Regions from separate parts of the Homo sapiens genome. Here region 1 is linked to region 2. The links are chromatin loops, found by intact Hi-C in ENCODE. Cell type or tissue: heart right ventricle. All regions are shown on one strand. Links, peaks and the distances in the headings refer to the core of each region. The heading gives the core; the rest is flanking DNA.

The links. Hi-C counts contacts between places; a loop is a spot of excess contacts. Peaks named below come from ENCODE experiments on the same cell type or tissue, not always from the same donor. Only the 100,000 strongest peaks of a DNase experiment are listed, where the experiment ranks them.
Region 1: a loop joins it to region 2, with 9 times the contacts of the local background. A loop is called at or near these places in 4 of 110 quality-filtered maps.

What each region holds. Positions count from the first base shown.
Region 1 is chr2:67,442,408-67,457,713 of GRCh38, reverse strand. LOC107985891 (a long non-coding RNA gene) reads left to right here. Exons shown (of 3, transcript XR_001739520.2): 3 at 13,978-14,135. Among named protein-coding and RNA genes, the nearest start is that of ETAA1, 53 kb to the right of the region's middle. In heart right ventricle, for the core only: a CTCF peak has its summit at 7,303 (motif pointing left); a DNase peak (open chromatin) is centred at 7,198.
Region 2 is chr2:67,555,970-67,571,275 of GRCh38, reverse strand. LINC02831 (long intergenic non-protein coding RNA 2831) reads right to left here and starts at 6,976. Exons shown (of 7, transcript NR_183413.1): 1 at 6,811-6,976; 2 at 6,390-6,473; 3 at 5,566-5,699; 4 at 4,392-4,500; 5 at 3,120-3,268; 6 at 1,176-1,274. It overlaps LOC105374786 (a long non-coding RNA gene), which reads left to right. Exons shown (of 4, transcript XR_001739524.2): 2 at 5,632-6,848; 3 at 7,361-7,494; 4 at 8,247-15,306. RefSeq lists an enhancer at 4,425-5,624. In heart right ventricle, for the core only: no CTCF peak of the experiment used is centred there; a DNase peak (open chromatin) is centred at 9,691; H3K27ac peaks cover 3,305 bases.

The DNA.
Region 1 (15,306 bases), core at 4,249-12,248, 110 kb after region 2:
GAAAACAATGTCCATTTCCCCTGGAGTTTTGCTGTGGGCTCTGGGGACTCCAATTTATCCCTACTGTATCTGAAATCTTTGCTAAAGAAATGACAGAGGTATCATATTTTGCAAAATAAGTCCTCAATCCTCAATGGCAAATGTGGAGATAATTTTAGGATTTTTAAGCACTGAAAGTGTAACCAGAAACATATCAGATATTTTGTGAAGGGGTGGATTGAAATGCAGAATTGACAAATACAAAGGGAGAGAGCTTTTCTTTTTTTGGTTAACTTTGAAAATTTCCTCAAGAGAGCAAACTTTTGATAGGGGGCAAAGATTCTTACAAGGTTGGTACAGGTGGGTAATTAATAAGAGTGAATTTATCTGCATACATTATTTAAATACCTAAAGCATTTCTCTGCTTTAATGATAAATTACAATCGGTAAAATCTGTTGGCTGCCTTCAAGCTAACTAATGGATCACTAATCAGCAACAGTCGAATCATCCTAGCTGAAGTGGAATAAATATCTCTAAGGATGCTGCAGCTCATCTTTACAGTCTAAACCTGTAAAGATGCTTGCATGTATTTCTGTGTTCTTTTACTACATGTGTGTATATGGATGCACACACTCATGTGTGCACTTGCATGCATTAAAAACCTATTCTTTGATACCTTCTTTTCTGCCCTTGACGGCTCTATCCCCCTTGGTCTGTTGTATAAGAAAGATCATTCCTGGAACTAATTAATCCTTAAAGAGATCAGCTGATACATCTCATTGTTAGCAATACATTTTTAATTGTTCATTTTACTCAAGCACCATTTGAACACAAGTCAATTTGCAATTTCATTAGAGAACCAAAAAGGCCTGGGGTCTATTCCTGTTTTTGTTTGTTTTTTTTTTAAAGAAAAGGATAAAAAACAGGCAAAATTTCATGAAGGATGTTAATCCTCTAATTAATTTTATGTAATCAAGCAAGAATTAATGTGTGCTGCTATTTGAGCCGAAGTCTTTTTGCCAAGAAGTGCATTTTGTCATACCTTCCCCTCCAGAGAAACGTCTTTACAAGCTTTGCAGCCAAATACCCTGGCAACTAATGACTAGCTTTGGAGCAACATTCACAGACCATTTGCTTTGATGACATTTGGAGGCTTTGCTCTTCTCATTCCAATTCTATTGTAAATAGAGTACACATGCCATACAGCCTTTGAAAACTAATCAATACAGTAAGATTTGTCAGGTTGCAGCTGACTAGTATCACATCTTTTAACTCTTTTCTTAGCTGACTTGTACACATTTTTAAGTCAAACCTTATGAAGGGAGTTGGGTAGATCATCCTTTCCATATTTACAGGCTCCCTGCTGTAACATGGATCTTTCTTCTATATTTTAACATCAAAAGCTCACAATCTATGTAAGTTAACCTTCCATAAAACTAAAATTATATGGTCATCATACGTAATCTGATGATTGATTACAGCTGTCACAAAGTCACAAATTGTGACTGTTTACTACAGTTGCACCATGAAAATTATTGCGTACTTTAAAAAAATCCGTTTAGAGAAAATAAACAGCTTCTATTCATAGGTTGCAGAACCGAAGCATACATGTTTTCTTTGTGACTTTTGGCTCCCTTAGAATCAATGTTAAAACCCACTTAGGTCTGATTTTTCATTTCAGTGTCTTTGTGTAATGTGCCTCCACCATACCTCATCTAATTTAATAAGATGCAAGCTAAGGAAGTACTTAAGTTACTTATCAAGGGTTTTAGATGACACATTATTATTGTATTCAAAAGTCAATATTTGCTAATCATGTTAGTACAGGAACTGTTCCAGGCCTACAATTCTTAAATTGCAGAGATATTTAAGATTAATTAAACCTATCTCCCCATCCTCTCTCTCTCCACCTTTATGGAGTAAGTAAATCAATGACATCCTAAACAAGCCCAGAGAGCCAGAGCTTCAAGTCTGAAGTCCATTTACATCTTTAAGCCTCTGTTTGCTTCAGTCCTCAAGAGTTGAGTTTTGCCATTCCTCCACTGCTTGGGGAATATTTGCATGTTATGAGAGCAAAGTTCAAAAATTCACTTGATGTAATTAGAGAAGAGTGACCAGTCCTGGGCATATAGCATGGACTCCACTGCTTTTTTAAGTCAGGAGAATATTGAAGTAACATATGGCCTGATTTCTTTTTTCTTTTTATATGACAACTTCTGGGTAAACGTGTGGCAGGCAAAGTTGAAAAGTCATCTTCCGCTTCTGAAACTGGGCAGGATGAGAACAGGTGACTAGATCCAAACCCTGGCAGGTTATGCTCTTGCGTCATTGTTCCAGTGACATCCTGACCCCTCTTTTATATAAACCATGGAGCAGAGAGAGCCAACTGTTTAAATGCCAAGATTCCCTTCACTTTTGAACAGTACATTCATTGTAAAACAACCATTTCTGATCTAATGTTATATACAGAGCCCAGGACTTGACTGAGATTAAGTGATAAATGAGTTTGACATCTTATTAACATGTATTGACTAGCAGAAAACTGAGAAACATAGAACTTTACTGATGACTTATGGCAGCTGCTAGTTCAGTTCCCTCCGGGGGAAAAAACTAGTGCATTAACCCAATATGGCACCTAGGATATATTTACAAGTAGTTAGTGAAAGCAATAATGCTATGCAAACTGGATATCTGGAACACGAATCAATATAGACCAGCTAATTAAGTTATAAATGCATCGATTTTATTTTGAATATGTCCTCAAATAGAGTCTGCGAGAAGCATACTGAAATGGGGCTTTTAAACTGAGAAAAGCAACAATCAGATTATTCTCTGGCAATCTCCAATCAATCCAGAAGGGTTTGGTAAAATACTCTGATGCATATTCTATATAATCAGAATGACATGTCCTATTAATATTCCAATTACTGTTGAACTATTAGCAATGCCTGAGTCTGGTGTCTTAGAGCCTCATAGTGGTAATCCGGGAAACTCATGTCATCTTTTGTATTCATTCAGTTTAAAATGAAACAATTTTCCCTTTAAAGGATTTTTATTAAACATTATTTTATGCATGGATTTAACATCCTAATTGATTTAGGTGGACTATCAGAATGAGTTGCTAACTTAACTCTTTTTGTTCTTTTCTTCACTGAAAGAGGTCAGCAGCTCTGATCTTATTTATAAATTTAAATGCCAATTTTTAGCATGGTGAGTTATTATTAAAATAATAGTTATTCATGTTCACAAAAGACTCTATTCACATTGTAAAAGCCAGGAATCTAATAATTTAATAAACTAGACTAGAGTAAGAAAGGGCCAGAGTTGTCAACCTCATCTTAGAACATATAAAAATCATAAAATCAGAGAAATGAAAGTGACTTTACAAAAAGCACTGAGATGTTTCCACACCTCTGAATATTTTCTCAACCTAAATTTTGCTCATTTTTACTTTAAAACTCACTATACACAGGGATCTATCCAATATCATAAATAAAATACTGTTCATAAGCAAAATATAAAACTAATTGAAAAAGTCAACATTGGGTATTATATTCATATATATATATATATATATATATATATATATATATGTTTGGCCTTTTAGGAAGTTTGCTTTATCTTAAATTTAGTTAAATAGGGTTGTGTGATGATATGGTCTAGATTCATTTTTCTTATCTTACACTTGCAGTGGCTTCTCCCATGAATATCATGGATATGGTACTCAGTACTGGTGCCTTGGCACAGGATGGGTGAAGTGGAGATAGAAAGAAGTGCCTGGGTGTGGAGGTACAGTCTAAGTGATTAATAATTTGAACTTGGGGTATAGTGAAAAGAGAGAAATCAAGGATGATAACAGAGTTCTGGCTTGAGCAACTGAGTAGATGGCCATTTCTAAAGACGGAAAATACTGGGGCGATAGGGTTGAGTTTTGTGGAGTATTGATGTAATAAAGAGTTCTCTTTGGAAGTAGGTAATTTTGAGATGCCCGAGTGGAAGTGTCAAGATCACATCTAGATCATTAGATGTGATCTAGTTGGTTATTGGAATCTGAGTAAGCTCAGCAGTAAGGTCTTGACTAGTCTTGTCAACTTGAGCATTGTCAGCTTCTAGATGGTATTTTAAACTATGGAAATGGATGAGCTCCCCCAAGGCATGAGTGCAGAAAGAGAAGAGGGACTGGAAAGCACCCAGCTGAGTCACCATTTAAAAAGATTTTTTAAAGATAAGCAGTAAGCATTTGTGTAGAGATCAGAGAGTCTGCTCCAGAACACTGGAGCAAATGATCCAAGATGAGATATAAAAGGCCTTCCTTTCCTCATACCCTAAACTGTGTTAAATTGAGACATTCGTTTGTGAGGGATTGCTTCATTGTTGTTTTTTTTTTTGTTTTCTTGTTTTGTTTTGTTTTTTCTTAGTGAAGCTTTCAATTTGAAAAGCCAAGCGATTGATTTGAAAATGAGTATAATAAAATATTTAAAAGAGGCAGGGGGACCTGCTACTCTCACTGCTGCCTCAGGGCCTTTGCAGTTGCTGTTCCTTCTGTCTGGGATACTCCACCCTCAGAAGACATATGGCTCACTCCTTATGTTCTTCTGGGGTCCGTGCAAATGTCACCCTTTCAATGAGGACTTTACTGACCACCTTATTTAGAATAGGAACCCCATCACTATCTATCCCCCTGTATCTGCTTGATTTTTCTCTATAGAATGTATCACCATGTGATATACACTTACTTGTTTATTTGTGTATTTCGGTCTCCTGTCACTAGAATGTAAGCCCCATGAGGGCAAGGATTTTGTTTTGTTTTTCTGCTGTGACCAGAACATTCAGAAAAATGCTTGACACACAATAGGTGCCTAATAAGTATTTGAAAAAAAAAAATGAACGAGCAAAGGTTCATTATAATGCAAAAAAAATGATTTTTTTTAAAAAAAAGAATAACCGGCCGGGCATGGTGGCTCATGCCTGTAATCTCAGCACTTTGGGAGGCCAAGGTGGGTGGATCACCTGAGGTTGGGGGTTCAAGACTAGCTTGACCAACGTGGAGAAACCCCGTCTCTACTAAAAATACAAAATTAGCTGGGCGTGGTGGTGCATGCCTGTAGTCCTAGCTACTCAGGAGGCTGAGGCAGGAGAATTGCTTGAACCTGGGAGGCAGAGGTTGTGGTAAGCCAAGATCACACCATTGCACTACAGCCTAGGCAACACGAGCAAAACTCCATCTAAAAAAAAAAAAAAAAAAAAAAGAATAACCAATGAAATAGGAGGAAAACCTGGAGGTATTTCAGAAGCCAAAAGAAAAAAAGGGACAAACAGAGTTATCAAATATGTTGAACGCTTCTACAGAGCCCAGTGAGATCACAAAGCAACTTGATCATCAGATTTGCCACCATGAGAGTCATTGCTGACTTGACGAGAGCAATTCCAGAGTAGTGGTGGGAGCAGGAGTCAGAGTGATTAGGGCTGAAGAAAGAATGGGAGGTGAGGGAGTAGAAACTGTCAGTAGGTAATCAACCTGAGAAGTTTTGTTGTGAAGAAAAGTAGACATACAAGGCAGTAGCTGAAGGGGACTATGAGACCAAAGGAGGGTGTGTTATTAATGTCTTCTCTGGATTTTTAAAATGGTGTATTGATTATCATCTGCTGCAGTAATGCTGCTTAAAAAACATCCACAAGGCCAGGCACCGTGGCTCACGCCTGTAATCCCAGAACTTTGGGAGGGCAAGACCAGAGGGTCGCTTGAGCCCAGGAGGTAGAGGCTGCGGTGAGCTATGATTGTGCCACTGCATTCCAGCCTGGCAACAGAGCAAGAATCTGTATTTTTAAAAAGTAATTAATTAATTAAAAATCCACAAAAATCTTAGCAGCATTGGACAACACACATTCATTTATTCTCTGTCTGGAGTCATTAGCTAGGTGGCTCTGCTCCATGTCTGAATTTTGGCTGGTTGTTGGTTGATCTAGGCTGTCCTCAACTGGGATGACTGGGATGACTTAAGCATGGCTCATGTCCCTTATTCTCTAGCAGGCTAGTCTAAGCATGTTCTCATTGTGACGTCTAGAGCATGACACATAAACAGAAACAGGCGAGTCTTCCTGAGCCCTAGGTTCAGAACTGGCACACTGCCACTTTTTCCTCATTCTGTTGACCAAAGCAAGTCAGGAGCCCAAACTAGAGTCGAAGGAAGGTGTGATATGTATTGTGAAATATATATTTGGTTTTCCTCCCATTTCCTGACATACAACCCCTAAAATCTTTAGAATCTCTAGCTGATGTCTTTTTGTATGCTAATGACGGCTGGGAGCCCCTAGGCAGCTTCATGATGAGGACTGTCACTGGAAAGACCAAGGCAGATTAGAGGGTTGGAACTTTCAGCCCACACTGGCAACTCTGGGAAGAGAAGAGAGGTTGAAGGTTAAAGAGGATCACCAATGGCCAATGACGTAATCAATCATACTTATGTAACAAAGCCTCTATAAAAACCTAAAAAAACAGGGTTTGGATGAGCTTCCAGATAGCTCATGTGGAGTTTCCTGGAGGGTGTTGGGCCAGGAGATGGCATGGAAGCTCCAGGCCGCTTCCCCTTACCTCACCCTATGCATCTCTCCGTCTGTATTTTTTGTAATAATCTTTGTAATAAATCAGTAAATGTGTTTCCCTGAGTTCTGTGAGCCATGCTAGCAAATTAATCAAGCCCAAAGAACCCTGTTTTATAGTTTTATAACCAGTTGGTCACAAACACATAGGTAAAATAAAATATCCTGGGGCTTGTAATTGGCATTCAAAGTGTGTCGGGGCAGGGGGCAGTTTTGGGGACTGAGCCCTCAACCCACAAGATCTGATGCTATCTCCAAGTAGATAGTGTCAGAATTGAATTGGAGGACAGCCAGCTGGTGTCCACTGCAGAACTGATCAATTGCTTGCTGGTGGGGAGAAATCCCCACACATCTGGTGTCAGAAGTGTGTTGTGAGAGGATAGTGAAAGAAAGATTTTTTTTTTTTTTTTTTTTTTTTTACTTAGGAGGTATTTCAATTACTATTGCAATGAAATAAACTATCCCAAAACTTAGCGACATGAAATAATCATTTCATTATGCTTATAATTTCTTTGGGTTGGGAACTCAGACAGGACACAGTGGGCTTGGCTTGCCTCTCTGCTCCATGATATCTGCAGCCTGAGCTGGGAAGATGCAAAGGCTATTGGCTGGAATCACCTAGAGGCATTTTTAGTTATGTGTGACGGTGATGTTGGTTGTCAGCTGGAACTATAGCTGAGGCTGTTGCCAGGTCCATGAGTGTGTGGCTCCTCCTTGTGGGTGAGGCTTTCTCACAGCTTGGCGGCCTCAGAATATTTGGACTTCTTTTTGTCTTCGTTGTTTTTTTTTGTTTTTGTTTTTGTTTTTTTGAGATGAAGTCTCGCTCTTTCGCCCATGCTGGAGTGCAGTGGCACGATCTTGGCTCACTGCAACCTCTGCCTCCCAGGTTCAAGTGATTCTCCTGCCTCACCCTCCCTAGTATCTGGGACTACAGGCGCGTTCCACCATGCCCGGCTAATTTTTTGTATTTTTAGTAGAGACAGGGTTTCACCATGTTAGCCAGGATGGTCTCGATCTCCTGACCTTGTGATCTGCTCATCTCGGCCTCCCAAAGTGCTGGGATTACAGGCATGAGCCACCTCGCCCAGGATTGGACTTCTTAAATGGCAGCTCAGGGCTCAAAAGGCTAGTGTCCTGGTGAACAAGGCCAAAGCCATGTCACCTTTTATGACCTGTCACACTGTATCACTTCTTACACATTTTATTGGCTATGAACTGTAGGGGAGGAAAAATTCCTTTTCTCACCCATTGCAAGGGTCATGGCTGACACCCCTATAACAAAAGACAAATAAGAGAAAAGCATACAGATATATTTAATATAAGTTTTATGTTACATAGGCGCCTCCAGAGAGGAAGACCCAAAGACCCAGGGAAAACTGTGGACAGTCACATAGAAATATGATTAGAAGACAAAAGGATGTGATCTAATGGCAATAAACTGGGTGAGGTGGGGTGAGACTTTAGCAAAGCCTTTTTCATTCAGACTCTTCTTGACCTCTCTGTGTGACATTTCTTTTCTCCAGGTGTAGGTCAGGACACCTGCCACAGGAAGGTCTTCAGGGGAGAAAGGGTCAGAGAATGACCTTCCTATGTTTTATGTCCTGCTTTATGGAAGGAAGAGTGAGGGGAATTTCAGTTTCTATGACCTGCTTCAAAAGAGAGGGGACAGGAGCAGGTCAGAGAGATCTTCCTGCTTCCGCAGATTTTGTCAATTTCCTTAAATGGAAACTACTTAGTATGCCATGGTGCCATATTTTGGGGGTAGCATTTCCTGCACACCACCAGAAAGAACCAATTATCAAGGCTGCTCTAGATTCAAGTACAGGGGAATTACACTCCGCTGCTTGACTGGAAAGCAGTAAGTTTAAGAAGAGGTGGGAACAGACACATGTGCAACTGTGAAAGAAGATCCAGCAGTTTACTTTGTGATACTTTTTGGGGGTCTGTAAACCAAATTGTACTTCACTGGATGTTGCTCTTCCCTGTCTAGTCATTCTACCTGAGAGCAGTTGACAAAGACTATAAGGCTCTTTACCCTATCCGCCCCCACCAAAAAAGGTATTTTTCACATGAGAATGGAGGCTTCACAATAAAGATTTCATCCAAGTTGACTCTATGTGGTTGATTTTGAGGTAAAGTCATTGAAGATGCTCATAGGCGTGGCTGCTGTGAGAAAGCTTCTCTATATTTACAAGCTATAATACAGAGAATATACCTGCAAGTCTCAGCAAGCACAGTGTTAAAAGGGGTGATTCTAAATGTCTGAGTCAGTGATATCCAGAGCCTTCTCCTGGGACATTTCTAGGGTGACCTTGACATCCAGAAACTCCAGTGCAGCAGTGCCTCACAGACTATATTTAACTTAAGATTAATTTTGCAAGGCTATGATAGGTCTTTGCAAGTATTTGATCATGCAGTATAACTTTGGCCATAGATATCTGCATAGGACTGATTTCATTTCTTAAATTTACATGTAACTTATGCCATTATTTTAACAAATCACATTTATATAGGTTTGTATGCTAAACCTAAGCAGCTAGAAAATAAACATAACTTTTAAAAGTAGGTTTTTCCTTTTCTTATAGGTTTTCTGAACTAGACTACTGAAGATAAGACCACTGAAAATAAGTTGACATCTGTTATAAATTTATACTATATATTTATGGTATCTAAAACCATGTACAACTATATATAATACAATAAATATATATGATAAATTTTATGTATATATTATATATTATTTATACATTATAGATTAATATATATTTAATATATTTTAAACCAATTCATTTTAAAAAGAAAGTTTCAATTATTTTGTGTTACATATCAGCTGTAAATAAAAAAGAAATACTAAATTGTTGAAAAATATACTATTTTAAGAATATGGATTTTTTATGAGTAAGTTGAGGTATTTATACATATCTCATTAAACATTATTAATATTTATAAAGTATTTTATAGTTAAAAAAGTTTTTTGAATGATCCTCCACATAGGCCTCTGTGGTATGTATGGCAGCATTATTGTTTCATACTTATTTTACAAAGATAAAACTGAGGGTCAGAACATTTAAGTGACTTAGTTTCACAAAGTAAGACAATGGCAGAGCTCAAATTTTAACCTAGTTTCTATTGCACGTCATTAAATGAATTATGTATGGTTTATAAAGGTATGGCTAAGTTTACATGTTTCTATACATGTACGCAATCACATGGATCAATTTTATGTAATCCACAATTACATATCAATTTATGTATATGTAGAAATGAATACACTAATAATTATTTAGATTTTAAGCAAAAATACTCACATACTTTTATAGATACAAACATATACCTATTTTTCATCTACCTATCTCTCAGACTTCCATGTGCTGACTGAAAATGTTTGCATCCAGTAAACATTTTGATTAGATAATTTTTTAAGGATTGTAGATAATGAAGATGGCTTTAGATTTTTGAAAGTTTAACGTAGAACTTTAACATTCAAACCTGGCATTCTACTCACTCTCTTTTTGGAGCTAATGGAATTCAGCAGTTAACATTTTATGAAAATGTATGAGGAAGTGCCAAGACAAAGAAAGTTGTGTTTATACATAATCCACCCTTGACTTCCACAAAGCTTTGATATAATGGGCAACATGTAAGACTCCTCCATAGACTCAGGGGCAAAGAAGTTAAGACTAAAGCCAAATGGCCAGGCATAAAAAAGGTAGTGTGTGTGTCTAAGTGGAAGGGAGATGGGAGATGTTCTCAAAAGCAGAGAGGGTCTCCAGGAATAGTTTACTTTTTAATAATAATACCATAATGATCCAATGGGAGGAAATAGCAAAGAGGAAGGAGAGTCAATGATACTAAACTACAAAAGCTCAGGCCTAAACTCATGAAATGCAAATGTACTTTTTTCCCCCAAAGCACCTGAGGAATAAAGTCAAAAAAAGAGTTAAGATCATGCGTTAGTGGCTGGAACACATGAGACAGTTTTATGTATCTTTGACTTACCACAGCTCTAGGCTTCTAAGCCATTCTAAGACACTCTTTTTGAAGGGAAACACTACATTAAATGTGCACGTTGACTCTAGAACATATTCTGGTTGCAGAAATGTAAAAATATGTGTGTTGGGGGTGGGGGTAGTGCATCTTAAAATTGAGGAAATAAGGTAAATATTTTCCTCGAACCATTTAGAATAAGAGAGAAGTATTTGGTGAATAGCCTCAAATGATAACAAGGCTTAACAGAGAGCAGAACACTCAGTGAGGTACAATTAAACAAGCAGTTAAATAATCTAACATACAAGTGCTTAAACAAACAATCACAGACTGTCCTGTCACTGCTCAGTGTGCAGAGCATGAGTCAGAAGAAATTATTTCAGCGCCATTGAAAGGAAAAGCCATGTTGTGCTCAATTCTGGTTGACTTACTGCAAATAAGGATATTAGAGAAAATGAGACGTTTATGGCAGAAGGTAGATAAAGGTATTCAGTGACTCAAGGAAATTAATTATAGAGGAAAAATTAAAAAAACTAGGTGTGCCTGTGATGACCTCATTGAGGTAAGCTAGGATGACAGCTGTTGCAAGGGTGGATACCCTGAAGGGATCTGCATTGATTACAGCTCTAAAGGAAAGCATACTAGTCCTCAAGAGAGGCAGGCATGAGCAAAATTTAATTGATAGCTCTCATCCATCCCTTGATATTAGTTAATATAGGAAAGAAACAGTTCTGATAAGTGATTAAGATGAATGCAAACAATCTAAATATGGACCTGATTAAGAATTCAGACAGAAAAATAAACTATTATGGAGGCACATCTTTTAACATTTACTTCATCTGGACTTTTGCTGACCCTGAAAAAATTCTTTACTTAAGGAGAGGGGAAAAAATGTACCCTCTTATTGTCTAGAACTGGTGTCTGAATTCAGGCTCTAAGTTGACTTTATATCCAACAAAGTTTTAGTATCAGGCAAGTTTTTTTTTCTTTGTTTATTCCTGGGATTAAAATAGTACACAAACTGACAAAAGTAGTTCAGACACCACATGTCAGCTGTGACACACCACGCTGTGATTCTCATACTCATCAACCCCTAAATAACTTTGAGACTAGAACTGTGTGACGTCCCTCAGGTGTCTGCTCCCTCTCTCATTTTAGTTATTTGCTTCTAGAGCACAGTGATTTCAGCTTTCAGTGGAAGAAAACAGAAGGGAAAAAAAAAGTGCCCCAACTTTATAAAAACCCAGAATAAACATGAACAATAGGTAAGGTAAACACTCATCTGACTTAAGAGGTTGATCAAGATGGCTCTGCGGAATATTTTTATGATGGTTTGCCAACTGAGATGGTTTGCCAAACCTTGGCATTCAAGAGGCAGATTTAGGCGGTATTAAATAAAAGTATCGGGACAGCCCAGAATTGACCCAGAAAATAACTCAGTGAAACACAAATGCTCTTAAAACCTCACCATCCTGTGATTGAGAGTAAGGTCACATTTAACAGTAATGGCTGATATTCCTGGAGTAAAGAAGGATTTTCTTAAAACAACATTACATAATCTAGTTCCTAAAAAGTTTAAACCTTTATATAACTAAAGGCAATATTAACAGAGTTGAAGTGAGTGAAAAATGAAAAAATACTAAAATATAGTTTAAACCTAAACAAAAAGGTTATTATCTTAATATAAAAGGCTACTATCTTCATCTATAGAAGTTCTTGCAAAAAAAGAAAAGATTGATAATTGCAGGAATAAATGGACTACTGATAAAAATAAAACAGCTGTTTAATTAGCAATACAAAAGAAAACATTGAAGTAATATGCCCTACCTCTTATGAAAATAAATTGTTAGTACTCTGAACTTGGCAAGATGCAGAGGGAATGAGAAACTCTCTTAGATGAGAGATGAGAAATGAGGTTTTAAATTGGAAACTTTCTGGTGGGTGATTTGGTAAGGTAAATAAAAAAATTTTAATGTGTATGTTTTGCTGAGCAATTCCACTCCAGGGAATATATTCCAATGAAGGAGTTGGATAAATACACAAAGATTATGTGTACATATGTAATAATTTTACAATAATAAAATAATACAGGAAGGTTGAAAATAACTGTAATGTTTATTAGTAAAGTTTCATAAATAAAGCCTGGTAGTTCCATAAAATGAAAAACTGTAAAGACATCAAAAGGATAAAGTGATTATTATGTAGAGTTTTAAAAATATAAGTGTGGTTCAACACTAAGAAATTGAGTAGTATAATTTCCTATGTTAACATTATAAAAGAGTATATGAGCATACATATAAATATTTGTGATAGACCCAACAATGGCCCTCCAAAGGAAATCCAGGAAATGTGAACATGGAGGCAGAGATTTAAATGATGCAGCCAAAAACCAAGGAATGCCAGCAGCCACCAGAAGCTAGAAGAGGCCAGGAACAGACCTTCCCCTGGGCACTCCAGAGGAATGCAGCCCTGTCCACACCTTGATGTCAACACAGTGGAACCACTTCTGGACTTCTGGCCTCCAGGACTGTGAGATAATAAATTTCTATTGCTTTAAGCCACCAAGTTTCTGGTAATTTGTGAAAAGCACAGGAAACAAATACAGATTTTGGTAATGAAAATGTGATGCTGCTGTAATACATAAAAATGTGGAAGTGGCTTTGGAATTTGATAATGGGCAGAATCTGGAAGAATTTTGAGGGGCATGACAGATAAAGCCTAGATTGTTGTAAACAGGCTGTTGGTAGAAAAATGGTTGCTGAGGATGCTGCTGGTGAGGACTAATAAGGAAGTGAGGAGCGTGATAGAGAAAGCCTGTATTATCCTAGAGAATACATATATTGTCATAAAGAGGATGTTAATAGAAAGATGAATGTTAAAGCTGATGCTAGTGCAGACTTAGAAGGAAATGAGACATATGATTTTGTAAACTCCGGGAAAGGGGATCCTTACTATGTAGTGGCAGAAAGTCTAGCTGAATTGTGTTCTACAGTTTTGTATGGAAAGCAGAACTTAGAAGCAACATCCTTTGATATTTAGCTGAGGATATTTCCAAGAAGAATATTGATGGTGAAGCCAGGTTTCTTCTTGCTTCTTGTAGTAAAATGTGAGAAGAGATAAACTGACAGGAAAACTGTTAAATAAAGAGGGACTAGGGCTTGATGATATTGGAAATTCTCAACCTATCAGACTGCAAAGGACAGAAAAAGTAGTATATTCACTGTAAGGAAGGTGTGCTCTGGAGAGAAGGCCCAGGGTGTGGCTGGACAACATTTTGCTGAAGAGATTACGTGAGTGGCTCATGATTCCTCTCAACTATCTGCAGAAGTGAAGAATGGAGATGGGGTGACCCAGGAAAGATCTGTGGGAGACCTTCTTGTCTAATTGTGTGAATTTTATGATATATACAGGAGACCCACAGGTTTTTGAGAATGTTATACCAACATTACCAGTTATATAAACACTGCCAGCTTGAATCAAAAGGAATAAAGGATGAATGGAGGAAGATTGTTTTACTCCCCAAATTCTACAAGCAAGAAACTGGCTGATGAAACTACTCAGCTGCAAATGTGTGTTACCCTTCAAGGAAAAGAAGGTATGGCCCTTAGGGTAGAAACTTGGGCCCAGAGGGTGGAGCCATGGAAATGTCTATTGTATAAAATGTGTAGGTATTTTTACATAAATACTATGTTATATAAATAGTTCATAAATACTATTTTACATAAAACAATATTTATGTAAAAATATCTGCTTTATTAAAAATTTTATCTCATTTTCTTTTATTTAATTCGACACCGTGATTTAAAAATTCAAATGTATTAATATGAACGCATCTAAGCTGATGTTCCCACCTCCCAATACTTCTAGTAGATATTCTTGTATATGTCCCTTGTGCTGGTCAGAGAGTAGCACTCTATGGCAGCAAATGGTAGGATTGTAATTTCTGACGCCCTATTGTCAGGTGGACCATGTGCCTGGTTTGGGCCAATGAATTGTATAAAGAGTAACATATATCATTTCTGGGCTAGGGCATTTAGTTGCCCATGGAGGACCCCCACAAGTACATGCTTTTCACCCCTGGTACAGGGATGAGTCATGTTCAAAAAGAGCCTGCTCTGCCAGCATAGTTTTCAAGAGACTGGATGAGCAGAGAGGCCTCTGCCAATGTGTAATGGAACATGGTATGAACAAGAAATTAACTTGTATTGTTTCAAACTATTGAGATTGGGGATTCTTTGTCTCACAACACAACTGAACTTATCCTGACAGATATATCTTCTAAGACACTTTTGGGGAATATATTTGGGATATATACCGGGGAGTGGAATTGCTACGTATATTTCTAATTTACTGTCAGATTGCTCTCCAGGATGGCTAGCCCAGTCTATACTTTCTATATCCCCTATGCTTGCCAACACTGGGCATTTTCCAGCTCCTAGTTTGTCAGTCTAATTAAAATAAATGGATATCTCAATGTTTATTTCTTTGTTTTTCCCTGATAAAAATTAAGTTAAGCAATTATTATGCTCATTAGCCTTTGGGGTTTTGTTGCCTATGATTTTTTTTTGTTTATATCCCTTGTCCATTTTTCTATCAAATTTGCTGGGTTTTTGTTGATTTGAAGGACTTCCTTTTATTTTATAGATAAAAAAATCCCTTCTCAGATTTAGAAATAACAAATATCTTCTCTCATTCTGCCATATGTCTACTTATGATAACCTCAATTGAACAGAAATCTT
Region 2 (15,306 bases), core at 4,974-12,973:
ATTTTCAATGGGAAGAAGATCAAAGAATGTGTAGCTATTGTTGATCTGGCACGATGGGTTAACATACAAGCTCAAAAATGCGATCATTCCTTTTCATAAAATACCAGCTTATTTGGCTGGAGCACATTTTAAAAGCAATTTTATTTTTCATTTTAGGTTCTTGCATGAAGTAGGTAGCATAATTGGTGTTGCCCTTATTCTGCAGGGAATTGAGACCGATTTTAACTTGCTTAAGGTGCCAGCCATACTGTGTAAACCTAAGGAAGTTTGCTTCTCCTCAGTCCCCAGGTGCTTTCCACAACTTTTTCCAGGTTGTGACTGGGTTTTAACCAGTCACACACACTGGTTTGTGACTCAAGAAGTACATAGTTTTAATGGTCAGATCTGCGCACCACTGGTACCCAAGTTTTACAATATCCAGCTGTGGAATGGATCATCTTGTCTCTGAGGCCTCAGTTACTGAGATCATTGTTCACTTTTGGCGTACCATCTGTTGTCTGGATCTTCCTAAGTGATTTTCTGGGTTGGCTTTCTTTTTCACTGGGAATAGAAGAAGTTGTCAAAAGCCCAATGCATTCTTTTCTGCATTGTAAAACCATCAGGACTTAAGGAAAAATCCTTTAGCAATAATTGATTTGTTCAACTATCATTCAATTTCAAGTATTTTCTCTCTCTTTTTATTAAAAATTACTTAAAAGTTGCGGATGCCCAGCTCTGGTCTTTTGAGTGTGTTCCCATCTACTTTACCTCCTATCCTTAGTGAGTTTGCCACAATTACATTGTAGTTTGAAAACTAATTCCGTTTGAAATGTGTTAAAATCTTTCATTTAACACCAATTCTTTTTAGATATCTTTAAATTCAGACAACTAGACTAAAAAAAAAAGGATTGATTAAACCTGACAAATTTGAGTTGTTGGAAAGTGTTTTAAACAATTGTCTAGGCCTTTGGAAAATCTACTTCATGTTTGTCTCTAGATCCTTTCCTGAATTTTTAGTCTCCTTTTATTTAGAGAAAAGTTGCAACCATATGTTTCTGATTCATTTATAACTAATTTATCTAGAATTAGCTCAAGAAGCTATTGTTTTGTAAGAACATGTACTTTAAAGTTGTATGTAATCCATTTTAAGCCCTTTCTCTTCTTTAAGTAAGGAAAAATTATTTGCCAAACTTTACCTGAAAATCCAAAATTGGTTTGTTTCAAGATGCTGGAGCCATTAACAGTACTGAATGTAAGTCAGGGTATTGCTCCAAACTCTGTTCCTCCATGTTTGCCTAGAATTGGTATGGATACAAATTTGTGAACATGTCATTAGATCATTGGGCAGCACTTGACCAGTCTGCAGTTGAGGTTTCCCCAGGACCTAAAAAACATCCATAGATCTGGTTATGCATAGATTGATGAGTCTACTGACTGGTGAGGCCATTTTAGGACATTAAGAGATTTGGAGATACAATATAGAATTGAATCCCCCATTATTGCAAATGTTTCGGGATTGGAAAAATATCTCCACATGGCAAGATGAACCTTTGTAAACCAAAGAAAGAAACAGTTTGCATGGACTAAATGCAGTTTAAAACATAAAGGAAACAAGATAATGAAAATTTTGAGAAACTAAATCAGTGGAAGAGAGCTGGCACAGAAATGGTGAGGGTGAGGTGAGGAATGGGTCTTTGAATGGTGGTTCTAAGTCTAGCTAACAATCAGAGTCACCTAAATGGACGCTTGTTTCACAAGCACAGATTCCTGTGACACAGGATGGTTTGGTTCAGGTGCCTGTATTTTCTAAAAGCTCCTCAAGTGACTCTGATGATCAACCTAGTTTGGGGACCATATTGTCATTGGAAACATTTGTAAACTTTTCATGCATACAAGCATACATATACCCCCCATTCCCCAACACACACACACACACACGAAAGCACAATTATCACAAAGGAAACTAAAGTCCAGTCTGGGCCACAACAGTCTCTTTTATCCCCTGAAATCTGACTCTGCCTTCCCTCAAACTTTAGGAATAGAAATCAGGTAAGTTAGCCGTTTTACTTCTGCGTTCTTCTATACAATTCAGACTACCTCTTTCACCAGGTCTCAATTCAGGGCCTGAGGTGGGTGGGAGAACAAGACAAAGTAGATAGATAGCTACAGACACCTGCAACTGTGGGGAAGCTCTTCCTTGTGTCTTGAGTATTTTATGTCCAGCTCACAACTTTATTATGTGCTCATGAGAAAAGCCCCAGAGTCATTACCAGGAATCCTCTATCTACACCAGGACTACATTATGTAATTTTATTGCTTTTTGGAATCTTGTCAGTATCCTCATGGAACTCTTAATTGCCCAAAAGGAGTTGAGTAAAGAGGTTGGTGATGATGCCAAGTCCAGTGGGTAAGGATGGTCAGTCCATAACACCAGATTGCCCATCCATTCAGGGCAGTGCCTTCCCAATAGACTGACTGTTTCCAGATTATGTTTGGGAATGGGTCCAACTTTGTTTCAACAACTAAATTCACCAGGTAAAAGCTCTCCTTATGATTTTACTAGACCAGCATTTTCAACAGCCATTAATGAGCCAAGTACTATGCAATTTTATAAATTAAGGGATTCGGGCTATAATTATGTGTAAATCCTCCCCAAATTACCTGCTCTAGTCAGAAGGCATGGTCTGAAAAAGGAAGCAATAATGTTTTGGAAAATCATGACATTCTGTAAATAAACTCTGGCAGCAAAAATTTCTTGGCAAAAGTACTGTTCAAGTCAATAAGCCTCAATTTATTGCTACATGAATCAGAAATTAATTCTTCCTCAGTCATTTCCATACTTCTGAAGTATGACATCATTGGCAGAATCTGAACACTCTATGGGTACCTAGACTCTTCATATAGTAAGTCAAAATGAACGTAAACAGTCGAAGAGGGAAGCACTTAATTTTCTTGAAATTTTCTGGTGAATTGAGTTTACTATAATGAGAATATATGAGGCTGCCAAAGGGTGTGAGGGGGATGGGAGAAGTGGAGTTATTATGACCTTGGTGTCCATAGAGACATTTGTATTCTCTGGGGGATAACAAAGCCAAATACTCAAAAGTCTGTTCACAAGGAGACATTGTTGCTGGGACTACCTTTTATTCAGCTTTTTTGATCCTTTTCTCCATTTCCAAGGAATGATATAATCTCTGATTCTGCTTTTGGAGTCCTTCCCAGCCCATTCCTTTGTTGTCTTCTAACCTTCCATCCATGTGTCAGAGTGGTGTGAAAACATCCAAGCATCCTGCTTAGGAAAATGTATTTGCTGTTGATATTGTTTGGCAAAACACATTGATAGGGTATTTTGATTGTGAAAAGTGAAACCTCAAGTCAAGATCTAGAGGCAGGAGGCAAAATAAAGGGGACATCGAATTGTTCTTACGTGAAAAGATGCGGAAACTTTTTTGTGTGTGAGCAGCCTGAGAGCAAGAGGGGATGAGGGACCCAGAAAAATTGGAAGTGTGGAGCTACAAGATCAAAGGAGAGAGGTTGGCTTAGTAACATGGTGGGCATCAGGGATAGCGGGGGCATGGGCCAAGTTGTTTTATAATGGCAGTGTTTGATATTACATTTTAAATTGTTTGCTGCGTTGCTCTGAGAACAGGAGCCCCTTGGGGTACCATGAACTTGAGTAGAGTTCATTATGTACACTTCCTTGTGTTGGTGATCATTTGGCAGAGGAATTAAAAGGGGATGAGGTGACAGCCCACACTGGGGTCAACCTATGTGGTGAGATGGTTACAGAAGATGAGACACTGGGTAGAAGGCAGACTATTAGAGACAAATGAGCCCCTCAGACGCCTCTACTCTCATGTGAGTCACCTCCCATCTCACAAGGGCCTCTGTGGTCATCTCTCAGCTGATCTTGCTCTTCCCTCTCCTGCCCTTCTACCACCCTTTCTCTACAGCAGCAACTGAGGTGAGCTTTAAAAATGTAAATCTGATCACGATGGCTTCTCATTCCTTTCAGAATAAATTCTAAATTCTCTGCCATGGTCGACCAAGCCCTGTGCAGCCTAGCTCATGTTTGCCCCTCCGACCTCCTCTCTTCCAACTTTCTCCTTCCCTCCCACTGATCTACCCACACTGGGCTCCTTGCCATTTCTCCTAGACACCAACCTCCTCCCCATCTCAAGTTTCTACACTTTGTGGCTCCTCTGCCTGATAAGCTCTTTGCCCAGATGCTGGCATAGCTGGATCCCAGATATCATTCAGATCCTAACTTACATGTCACCTTTGCAACGAGACCTCCCTTGACCATCCTAATTAAAATACTCACCCCTCAACTGCTACTCTTGATTCTTTACTCTGCTTCATTTCTTTTCATTGCACTTATTATCACCTTCCATTTTTATTTATTTGCTTACTTATTTGCTGTCTGTCTCCCTGGGGTTGACAGCCTCTAAAACAGCCTCAGTGTTCTCTGCCTTCTGGTATTTCTCATCTTGAATGTGGGCTGAATCTAGTGACTTCTTTCTAATGAGCAGAATTCAGGAAATGTGATGGGATTAGGTTACAAAAAGAGTGTGACTTGCATCTTGCCTTCTCTTGCCCTCTCTCACTCTGTCTCTGGGGTCCTTGTTCTGGGGGCTGCAAACTGTTATGTTGTGAGTAACCTATGGGGAGGCCCTTGTGGCAAGGAACTGAGGCCTCTGGCCAACAGCCAGCAAGGACCTGAGGCCTGTAAACACCTGAGGCTGTGTGAGTGACTTTGGAAAAAGGTCTCCTCCCAGCTGGCTTGGAGATGACCACAGCTCCAGCTCACACCTTGTAGCATTATGACCCTGAGTCAAAGGCCCCCAGCTGAGCCACACCCAGATTCCTGACCCACAGAAACTGTAGGGCAGTAAATGTTTCTCATTTTAAGTCACTAAGTTTGGGGGTGCTTTGTTATGCCATAATAGATAACACACTGCTCCACTGGAATGAAAACTCCATGTGGGTAGAGACTTTCTCTGTCTTGTTTCGCACTCTCTCCTAAACAAATAGTATAATGCCTGGCACACAAAAGGCACCCAATATATTTTTAGTTTAAATTAGTCAATTAATGCTGGGATCGGAGGGGAGAACACTGAGTTTTTCAAAATATGTTGAATCAGGTCTTGAGCCAACATTGATATTTAAAGTCGAGGCTGTTCTTAAAGTTGACTCCAGAAGTCTCAGGAGTACTCATGTCACAAACATGCCGGTAATACCGGGCTCATAATACTAATCTCTTGAGCACGATTATTGATGCTGGTCTCTGTTGCTGAGCAAACTTCCACTGACGAGCCCAAGCTGAGGGTGGGGCCAAATGTTACCCAGTTGCTGTGTGCATTTGGAAGAATGACTCAAACCTCCCACACTTCCTTCATCTGTAAAGACCTCACTGGGATGTTGGTAATACAGAGAATAAAATACGTAATGGGCTAAGGTTTGCTCTCAATAAATGGTGGTCTCCCCTCCCTCAGGGAGCTTGTTATCTAAGTGAGGAGACAAGATCTGTGCATAAGGAAGATGATTCACAACACTCCACATGAAGCATAATGTGATGTTACATACCAGATGTTTTCCAGGCAGGAGTTACAATGGAATAATTAATTATTTTATGGTTCTTCTTTTCTGTAGGGTGTTGGGTGCACATTTGTCACCTGGGAATACTACCAGCAAGCCTCATATTTTTTCTGCAATAAATGCTGGAAAGGAAAAAGAAATGCTGAAAATGATGAAGTAATTCCAATTCTGCTGATAGAGACCTGGAAATGCACTAGGGAAAAATGACAAGAGTGTAACACACTGCTGCTGATTATGTCATAATGATTATTTTATGCAGTTTGAAGAAGACTCACTGTTCTAAAGAACCAGCATCCATTTCCAGGAAAGAGCAGGGATTCTCCATCCATACCTCCATGGGATGAACCACATTGAAAATAATGATTTCCTTCTAATAGCTTACTCTACATTATATAAAGAATTCCTTGGGATTCTAAAAAAACCCTAATAATATAGTAATAATAACAACAGAGGTTTGTTTTTGCTATTTGTAGTCTAATATTCAGATTGTGAGCAGCTGTTTTGGAAGGCAAGATGAGTGAATAGATGTGAAGTCGTCTTAGAAATGTCCAGGCTTCCAAAAGAAATTTCACTTTTAAAAGAAAATAGCCTAATGTGAACCACATTAGAATCAGCACATCTAATCCTACGGAGAAAAAGTGACCATGGCTGTCTACACATATAGGCAGGTCATTCAAGCTCATTCAAAAATTCCACTTTCACTGGTGGTCTGTCTGTGTCCACATGGTGACAAATGGCCCCGGCAGGGTTTTTGAGGTGTTGGCACCACCAGTGAGTGCCAGATGGAATGTGGTGAAAGTTCTGATTTGTACCTTTCAGACTAAAGGTACTTTCCAGAATGGACGGGTCCTTCTGGCTGCCTTTTGTAAGTGCAGCCACAGGTATTCTGTTGAAGCCTGTGGGTGAGAAAGACATAAACAGGTGCTATAAATTTGTCAGACCAGGAAGCCACAGGCCGTTTAGTAAATGGTAAACCCAATGGCCCAAAAGAACAAAGGGGTCTCTTTTCATCAGAATGATCAGGCTCATTCAACAAATATTTATTGAGCACCCACTTTCTGCCAGATGGAAGAGCCACTGACAAGGCCTCTTATTTAAAGAGTGCCTGAAGTGAGGAAGCAAACCCCCAAATCATCTGGGATGGTATGAACTGAACTCTGGACCGCAACATGATGGAAAGGAGGAGCTGGGGTCCCAAGGGCAGTCCAGACAACCTGAACCTGTGACACTCACCCTGCCCACACACTCTCAGAGCTGCAGCTTTCACGGGGGTGAGTTTTCTGCCTTGATTTACTCAGGCCAAGACCTTTCATTTTCTGGAGAAAATACAGGTTTTTCTGTAGTATTTCACAAACAAGGCAATTCTCTCAGGGAGGTGAAACAGCATTGCTTCTCAACTGAAATCTGAATTTCATCTTCCTAAGTTTATATCGTTGAGTCACAATTATTGAGTCATAAAGACCAAAAAGGATGTTGAAAGTTAATTTATTTACCACACTATGGCTTAGACTATTCTAGAAATATGAAAATATCTCCTATTAAAGCAGACTTTCTGAGGAGAAACCATTGCTTTTTCAACTAACGTTTTATCATGTTTTATTGCCTTCATAGTTAACTATTTTTTTAAATCATATCTAACATAAGTCCCTCCAGCAGCATTTTATATCTCTTTTACAATACTTTGCCCTGGATAGTTGAATAATAGTTCATCAAGCCTCATATAACAGTAATTAAATTGTCACCTTGGTGTTTTTCAGACCCAATTCTTGCTAATTCTTTGTAGGTGACATGAATGCTTGTAAATGAGCTTGCTGAATGGGAGACCAAGAACGATGATATTGAGCTGTTACTACATGCCAGACATTTAACCCTTTCATCCAGGTTATCTCAATCATTCCTTACAGAAAGGCTTTTGAGGTAGGTTCAATCATTTCTCGCATTTTATAAGTGGGAAAACTGAGACTCTACGAGAGGTCAATATTTTACACTAGACCCCCACTGTTGGAAGGGGTGGAGCTGAGATGTATTTCCAGTTAATTACACAGATAAGACTGCCCACTTTTTCTATGAATATTTCCAACTATTAGATTGAGTGAACCTTAATTAATCAACATATTATTTTAAAAATAACTTGCTCATGTTCTAATGCCTGTTTGTCACTCAAGTGTTTGCAAAATCAGGGAATAATTTTTTTCTAGACTTTTACTCCTTTTCCAGATATAAGCTCTTAAAAACCTTTGTTTAATCTTTGACTTTAAATCCACAAAACATAATAGCTGGTGAGATACCTAATACCTTTGCTATTTTCTTTGAGGATACAAGTCTTGATATTTATCTCTTTAAGCCAGTAGCTCTCAACCTTGGCTGTGCCTTAGAATCACTTACAGGAGCTTTTAAAGATCCTGATGCTGGACCACACCCAAGGCCAATTAAATTAGGATTGCTGAGGGTGATACCCAGGTGATTACAATGAACATCCCAGGTTGAAACCACTGATTTAAACAACTCTTCCCTGGACTTTCCCGTACCTCCATTTCACCTGGCCTGCTGTGGCTTTCGCTTATCTAGTTAGAACTGTAATTTGGCCAGTTCATCGCTCATTCCCAAAGGGGATCTCATTACCTGTCTCTAATACAGAGTCTGAAAAAGCTAAATATTCTGTCTTCCAGATGTCCTTGCAACTGGAGGTGCCATATGATACAGTTCTGCCCAAAGACAAGAAAGTGAATGTCTGTTGAGGGCTTCCTATAAGGCCAATACATACAGGTGTTCCCAACAACAGGTAAGTCAATTCAGCTGGTTGGATTTTTCACTTTTCATCTGAATGTTTACATGTATCTGAATGTTTCCATAGACATAGACTGAGCGTGTGACTTGAGTCAAAGTTAATTTGAGTAAGAAACCAAGGGAGAATTTTATTTCTTTTTATTGATGCCTCAGTCTCTTTCCATTTTTTCATAGAGACCCAGGAGTCCATGTTAAAAGTGTCCTAAAGAGGAGGTAAAGGCTAAGGAATTTGAGAACCCTAAGATTTTCTTTGAAATTCTGTGGAGATGATGCTAAGAGGATCACTTATAAATGCTTATTGGATGTAATTTCCATGTTGGACAGGTGATATTTCCAGGGAGAAGCTTAAGGGATTGTAGGTAATATAAAGTCTCAAGGTAGAAAACACTGACTCTGAGACTGTGTATTTATAATGTGTGTGTGCATGTGTATGTGTAATTCATTTGCTGATCTTTGTTTAACTTTTTATTAAACTATAATGTATGTGCAGAAAAAAATGCACATATTATAACATAGAGCTTAAAGAATTTTCACAAATGACCATATCTTTGAACCCAATACCCAGGTCACAAAACAGAACATTACCAGAACCCTAAAAACCCTTGTTCTCCCTTCTAATAACTACCTTTTTGGCCAACAATAACTACCAGGCTTCCATTCTTACCTTTTTACAAAACAAACCAATGAGTGGAAGCGCAAGGTCACCCCTTCTCCTGTTTTCACTTGCTCGCGATTGACATGGGGAAGTAAAACCTGTACTATGGCACATTTAATTATGGGAAAATGAAAAGAAAGAAATAAAAACCAGACCAACAAAGCAAAGATTTAAGTTGGCATCGCTTTCCATATCATTGTGATGCCGGCAGACACTCAATAAACATATCAGCATTGTTAAAATGATTTATCAGCCAAATAGTTGAATGTAAAATATTATCAATACAGGTGTCATCATTGATCTTTCTTGGGTCTCACTGCTGAAGAATGGGGCTGTAAGATGATTTCAACAAACAATCCTTGACAGGAAACCAAAGGCAACAAGGCACAGGGACAGACAGCTGACAAATGCAGTATGGGGCCATTAAAGCATGTGATGAATTTGCCAGGAAAGTATATATTTGTGCAAGAGGTGAGCTCATATCTCCCATAAATTTGTCAGCCGTGACACAGTGTTCTCCGGCTTGGCATGAGTAATGCCTTGCTATTTGCGCCTTTGTCTGGCAAAAGCTCTATCAGTCACTCCAGGGTTATTTACAAAGAAACGTGTCTATCAGTTACAAGGACATGACTTTGCTGCTAAAAGATAACAAAAGAAGAAATCAGGCAGTGGCCTCTCAGCGAGGGATGCGTCTTTTCCAGACAAGCTCTGGACTGGAATGAATCAGATGGACGGCAATTGGCCGGGCTGGCCCAGTGCCTGGCATGACCAGCCTTAGTGCATTTATCCACACTGATTAGATTAGAAATTATTAATAGGGGGCTACGGAGTAGAGCAAAAGGTCATTTAGAGTTTAATTCTGTTCTCAGATAACTTCATTTCGGCTGATGGGATTGTTATTGTAGGGGTTTTATATGTTTATAGGAAACAATATACTCAATAATGAAGTCCTGCCTCCTTCTGCAAGGTCAGGAAAGCTATTGTGTAGCTAGATTGAAGTCTTCACAATTGTGTTAATTAAGTAACAGTGATTGGACTTGGTCTTCTCTTGAAATGCATTTAAGAGCCTAAAAGCTGCTGAGAATGTATTCTTTCAATATAAATATATAGTAAAGCAAGTGAGACCAGAAAGCAGCTGACGATTGAGTAAACAGAAGAGCTGACATGAAGCTTTTACTTAAGACAGGAGCCTGGTTGGCAGATGTAACTTCTTGCCACATAAATACAAATGTCTTGTCAGTTTATGATTAAACATAACAGGTCCCTTTTTCTTACTCAATTCCTGATGAATCTGAAAGATAAAGCTGTAGAAAGTATAGTTGATGGTCTCATCAGTTACTTTGTTGCCTTGCAGGCCTGCCCATTTGAGGCAGATGATCAGAGTACGGTAAGAGGCATGTCCTTCTCAGATTAAAGGGCCATAGCCTTGGTCTTGGCTCATAGTCCAGGGTCATTCTGGAGAGGGAACCCAGCTTTGTCCCCTCCTTTGGAGGGCTTATAACTCAGATATTAACATTTGCTGAAGATGGTTGTAATTTTTTTTGTTCTGAGGTACAAGATCTCTTCTAAATAGCTAAAAAAGAATTTAGTTGATTCTAAGTGAAAAGTGAGTTCATGGAAAGCACTTTGTTGCCATGTGTTTCTTAAAGACCACAGAAGACTTTTGGGCTCCAGTTAAGCAAGTCCCCTTCGATTTGGCTCCAGATGCAGTGATACCCCACGAAGGGGAAGTTTAAAGTGAAACTTGGCAACTGGTGATTGAGTCTTATCTTCCCAACTCTCCTCCAACGCCCCCACCCACACATATAAGAGAACCACCATCCAAAGACAGAACTTAGGAGAGTTGTTGAATTGAAATGATAGTTTCATTGATGTAAGTTTTGTAAAATACCTTTAAGGCAGAGATTCTCAAATGGAAGTGATTTTGTCCCCCAAGGGACATTTGACAATGTCTGGAGACATTGGGGTTGTAACAACTAGGAGTGGATGATTGCTACCGGCATCTAGTGAGTGGAGCCAGAGATGCTGGTAAACATTCTGAAATACCTGCCCCCTACATAGAACAAACAGTCATCCAGGCCAAAATGTCAATAGTGTGAAGGTTGAGGAACCCTGCTCTCAAGAACCTTTGAATCAATGAAGGATGAGGAGTTGGGAGAGGTTACTCTCTCTAGGGAATGGGTTACCATACAGAATTTCTACTTAGAAAAAAAATCTATAATTATGACATTATAAATAATCATACTAGAATTTGGAAAAATTTCTTATAAAATGTGCTTGGCCAGGCACGGTGGCTCACACCGGTAATTCCAGCACTTTGGGAGGCTGAGGCAGGCAGATCACGAGGTCAGATCGAGACCATCCTGGCTAACATGGTGAAACCCCATCTCTACTAAAAATACAAAAAATTAGCCAGGCGTGGTGGCGGGCGCCTGTAGTCACAGCTACTCGGGAGGCTGAGGCAGGAGAATGGTGTGAACCCAGGAGGCGGAGCTTGCAGTGAGCCAAGATTGTGCCACTGCACTCCAGCCTGGGCAAAAGAGTGAGACTCTGTCTCAAAAAAAATAAAAATAAAATAAATAAATAAATAAATAAATAAAATGTGCTCATTTCAATGAAAACTTGGGAGATAGAAAAAATTGCTTTTTTTGTGCCACATGATTTTAGAGTTATTTGCTACATGTGCTGCATGATTTTAGAGTTATTGTGGTGTGATGAAATGTCAAGACTCAAAAGCTTTGTACGAATATGCATGAGGTGGCATGAAGTACTGGAAGGAAGACTAAACTGAGATCCCATATATCTAAATGCAACCTTGTCATTGATGAAACATGAGCCTGGTCAAGTTCTTTAACCCGTGTAGGCCTCAGTTACTGTTTCTGGCCAGACACTGAGACTGAGAAGCTTGACATCACTACTTGGCTATTCCTTCCTCAACCACAGTCATAGCCAGGACAAGGATTTCTCCTTATTTCTGAACCTAACAGTCATCCCTTCCTTTACATTACCAGTGGCCTGACTTTAGTTTGGGTCTTTGTTGCTTCATGTCTGGACTGTTGTAGTGGTTTCCTAGCCGATGGTTTACTCTTGGACATATGCTATGAAATGCTGCCATTTTGTCTGTTTAAATCATTACTTTTTTCATGTCACTCCTTTCAAATTCTTCAGTGGCTTCCCGTTGCCTCTAACAGTTACTCTTGGTGTGACACCCCCATCCCTCCCTGATAAGCCTAAGAATGCTTTTCTATCTTTGTCCCAGGTGTTTGCCCTACTTGGGTCTTTGCTGTCTCAATCATGTTAATGCACTTACTACCTTCTTCATAATGGCATATCCTAGAATGAAAGTCTTATCGCTCAGCATTTGTTCAGAAGCACCCTCCTTCCTGGAACGTTCCCTCTCTATTGTTCTCTCTTATCCTTCTTTCAAATCTGAAATCCAGAGCATCTCAAGAAAGCTTAATGAGATTTCCAGTAATATCTCTGTCCTCTAAGTTCCTATGTACTTATGATTGTCTGAGCAGTATGCATAGTACTTACTGTATTTGACTTTGTATAAAATTTTTCTTCTCCCTTCATTTACATCTTTCATCCCTTCTCAACTAAGAGAAAAGAGTCCACCACACTGAGTAGGCTTTACAGGATCTAATAGGGGGTTCAATGGGAAAGGTAAATAAATGTTTTATACCATCTTCTGGGTTTCTTGCACATTCATGATTGGCTAAAACTAAGACATTTTGGGAGAGAATTGTAGCAATGTATTCACACACATAAATTAAAACGTAAAGTCTTTCAATAGGCTGTAAGCCTCATCGTGAGAGTCACAATGCCCAAGGCACCTTGTGTCCTCTTGGCTTTGATGTAAAAGATGTCCAAAGAAGGCTTAGGTGGATGATTTTATTCCGTACATGCTTTTCTATGTCAAAATTATCAGTGAAATAAAAGTAGTATCCAGGATTGGGGGACTTTCGGTTACTACAGAAAGCACTTTGCATTTAAAAAAATATTTTACTAGCATAATTTTTTTGTTATTTTTGAGAGAAACATCTCTGTTGAAATGTGTCTCTTGTAATCCAAAAGTGAAAGTTTTCTTTGAAGGTCTCAGTTGACTCTTGTAACACATTCCAAAGACAATGGATTCCACTAGACTCCTAAACTTAAACAAAATGATCGAATTTTGACATGGAGTTGGAGAAAGTGATCCATATTGCTTAGTGTTTTGGGAGGGTGCTTTTTGTTGTTTGTTTGTTTTTCTTTAGAAAGCTGTCTGGGATATAGATATAATGTGTGATTTTATGCCACACCAGCATCAAAGTGTTCTTTTCATCTTTCCTTTTGACTTAAGCGTACTCATGATTAATGTATGCCAATAGATTTTAAAGATGCAGCCATCTGCCTTGCCTTACCTGTAAGAGTTTGTTTGTTCTTACCTCCTTTGTAGGTTCCCAAAGTTTTATACATCCTTTATGTATAAAAAGGATGGCATGGCTGTCTATATACTGCAATATTCACGTCAGGATTTCCAAGTCTTTGTTACGACATAGGTTTTTTTTTTTTTTTAAACTGGAGTCACCAACATGATTGCTAAAGTTAGATACACTTCTTTATTATTACCTGACTTGTTTTGTTTTTAATCTATGCATTTGCTAATGTTACTCCCTTTGACTAGACTGCTTCCCTTTTAAAAGGACAATATAGCTAAATGCAATGTTTCTTAAAGTGTGGTCCCTGGACCCGCAACATCGGCATCATATGAGAACCTGTTAGAAAGGCAAACTCCCGTCTTACTTATTGAATTAAAAACTCTAGGGCTGGATTTTAACAAGCCCTCCAGAGCTTCTGATGGAAGAATAAGACAGAGAACCACTGGCTTTATTGTTCACACTGTGGCCTCTAGGGCAGGCTGCTTGAATTCAGATATTTAACCTTCAAGTCACTTAACTTTCCTGTGCCTCGGTTTCCTTCATCTATGAATGGAATAATAATAGTACTATCCATATAGAGTTTTGGTGAAATTAGACTGAGATAATACATTTTAAAAATTTAGTAAGTCCTGGCACCTGGGGAGTACTTATAAACTTTAGCTGTTTTTTTCAATTTTTTTTCCATTCTCTAGGCTTACAGCACTTCTTCCTCTTGATCATCTTTCCAATTCTTGATGGGCTGACCCCTTCCCCTGTCTTGAACATCCCTGACACCTCTCCTGATGTTGTCAATGCAGGGAGAAGGGTGCATATATTTTTCTGTAGTCAAATACTGAGGTTTCCCCTCATTAACTTATTTTTTTCTTGAAAACCTGTACTTAATGAGGAACAAACAAAGAGGCAGAATACAATGCACTTATTTTTTTCTTAGGTCTGGTTTCTATTTAAAATTTAATCTAATTTTTTAAGGTCCAACTGTTTTTTTTAGGCCTTGGGAATATGAACCGTACTTGTTTAGGCCTTGGGAATGTGAGTCTGTACTAGCATAATTGATATGAGGATGGATGGTTGGGGGGTGTTTTCTGCCTGTCTTCAATGATGAATCCTTCTTGTTTGTTCTAGATGCTTCTGGACTTGTTATCCTGTGTCATTTCTACCTGGTGCCAGTTTTTGACAAATGATAGTAGCAAGTTGTGGTATGCTACCTCAGGTTCCTATTTTCCCTGAGTGCTTGGATGTAATAATTTTAGAGACAGCCAAATGGTTAATGAGTCTTGCCCTCAGGAGCTCAGCACAGAGGGAATCCTCACTAGCCTATCAGATGCCTCCTTGGAAAATGGTGAAAGTGTGAGAGAGCAAGATGAATGGACATTTGTATATCACATTCTTTGAGAATTGAATAGGGGATTTATGGTGTTCCCTGACTTGACACACTTCACACTTGTCATGTTGGCACATTGCATTATACTCTGCTGCCCATGGGGCTTTTGATGATGTTTCAGAAACAGGTAATAGATGTTTCTGTGCTGTATCCATGCATTTGCAGAGAAAGATCCAATATTAAAAACAAAGGTACAGTAGAATCCATCGCTATCAACCAAACACAAAAGCCTACCTCTGCTCTCTGCTGTCTCGTTAGTCTCAATTCCTTACCCGACATATATAGCCCTTCTCCAACTAGATATGGTCCCCCTGAAATAACAGCATAGCCCATAATCAGTGCTGTTGTTTTATGCACGGTTTAACATTGATTTGGGAGTGGCGCAATTGGTGACCACTGTTCTGGCAGCACAGTGCAGTAGAAAGAACACTGGATTAAGTATCATGAGCTCTTCATGTTAACCGGGGACCTCCTGGGTGTGAGCT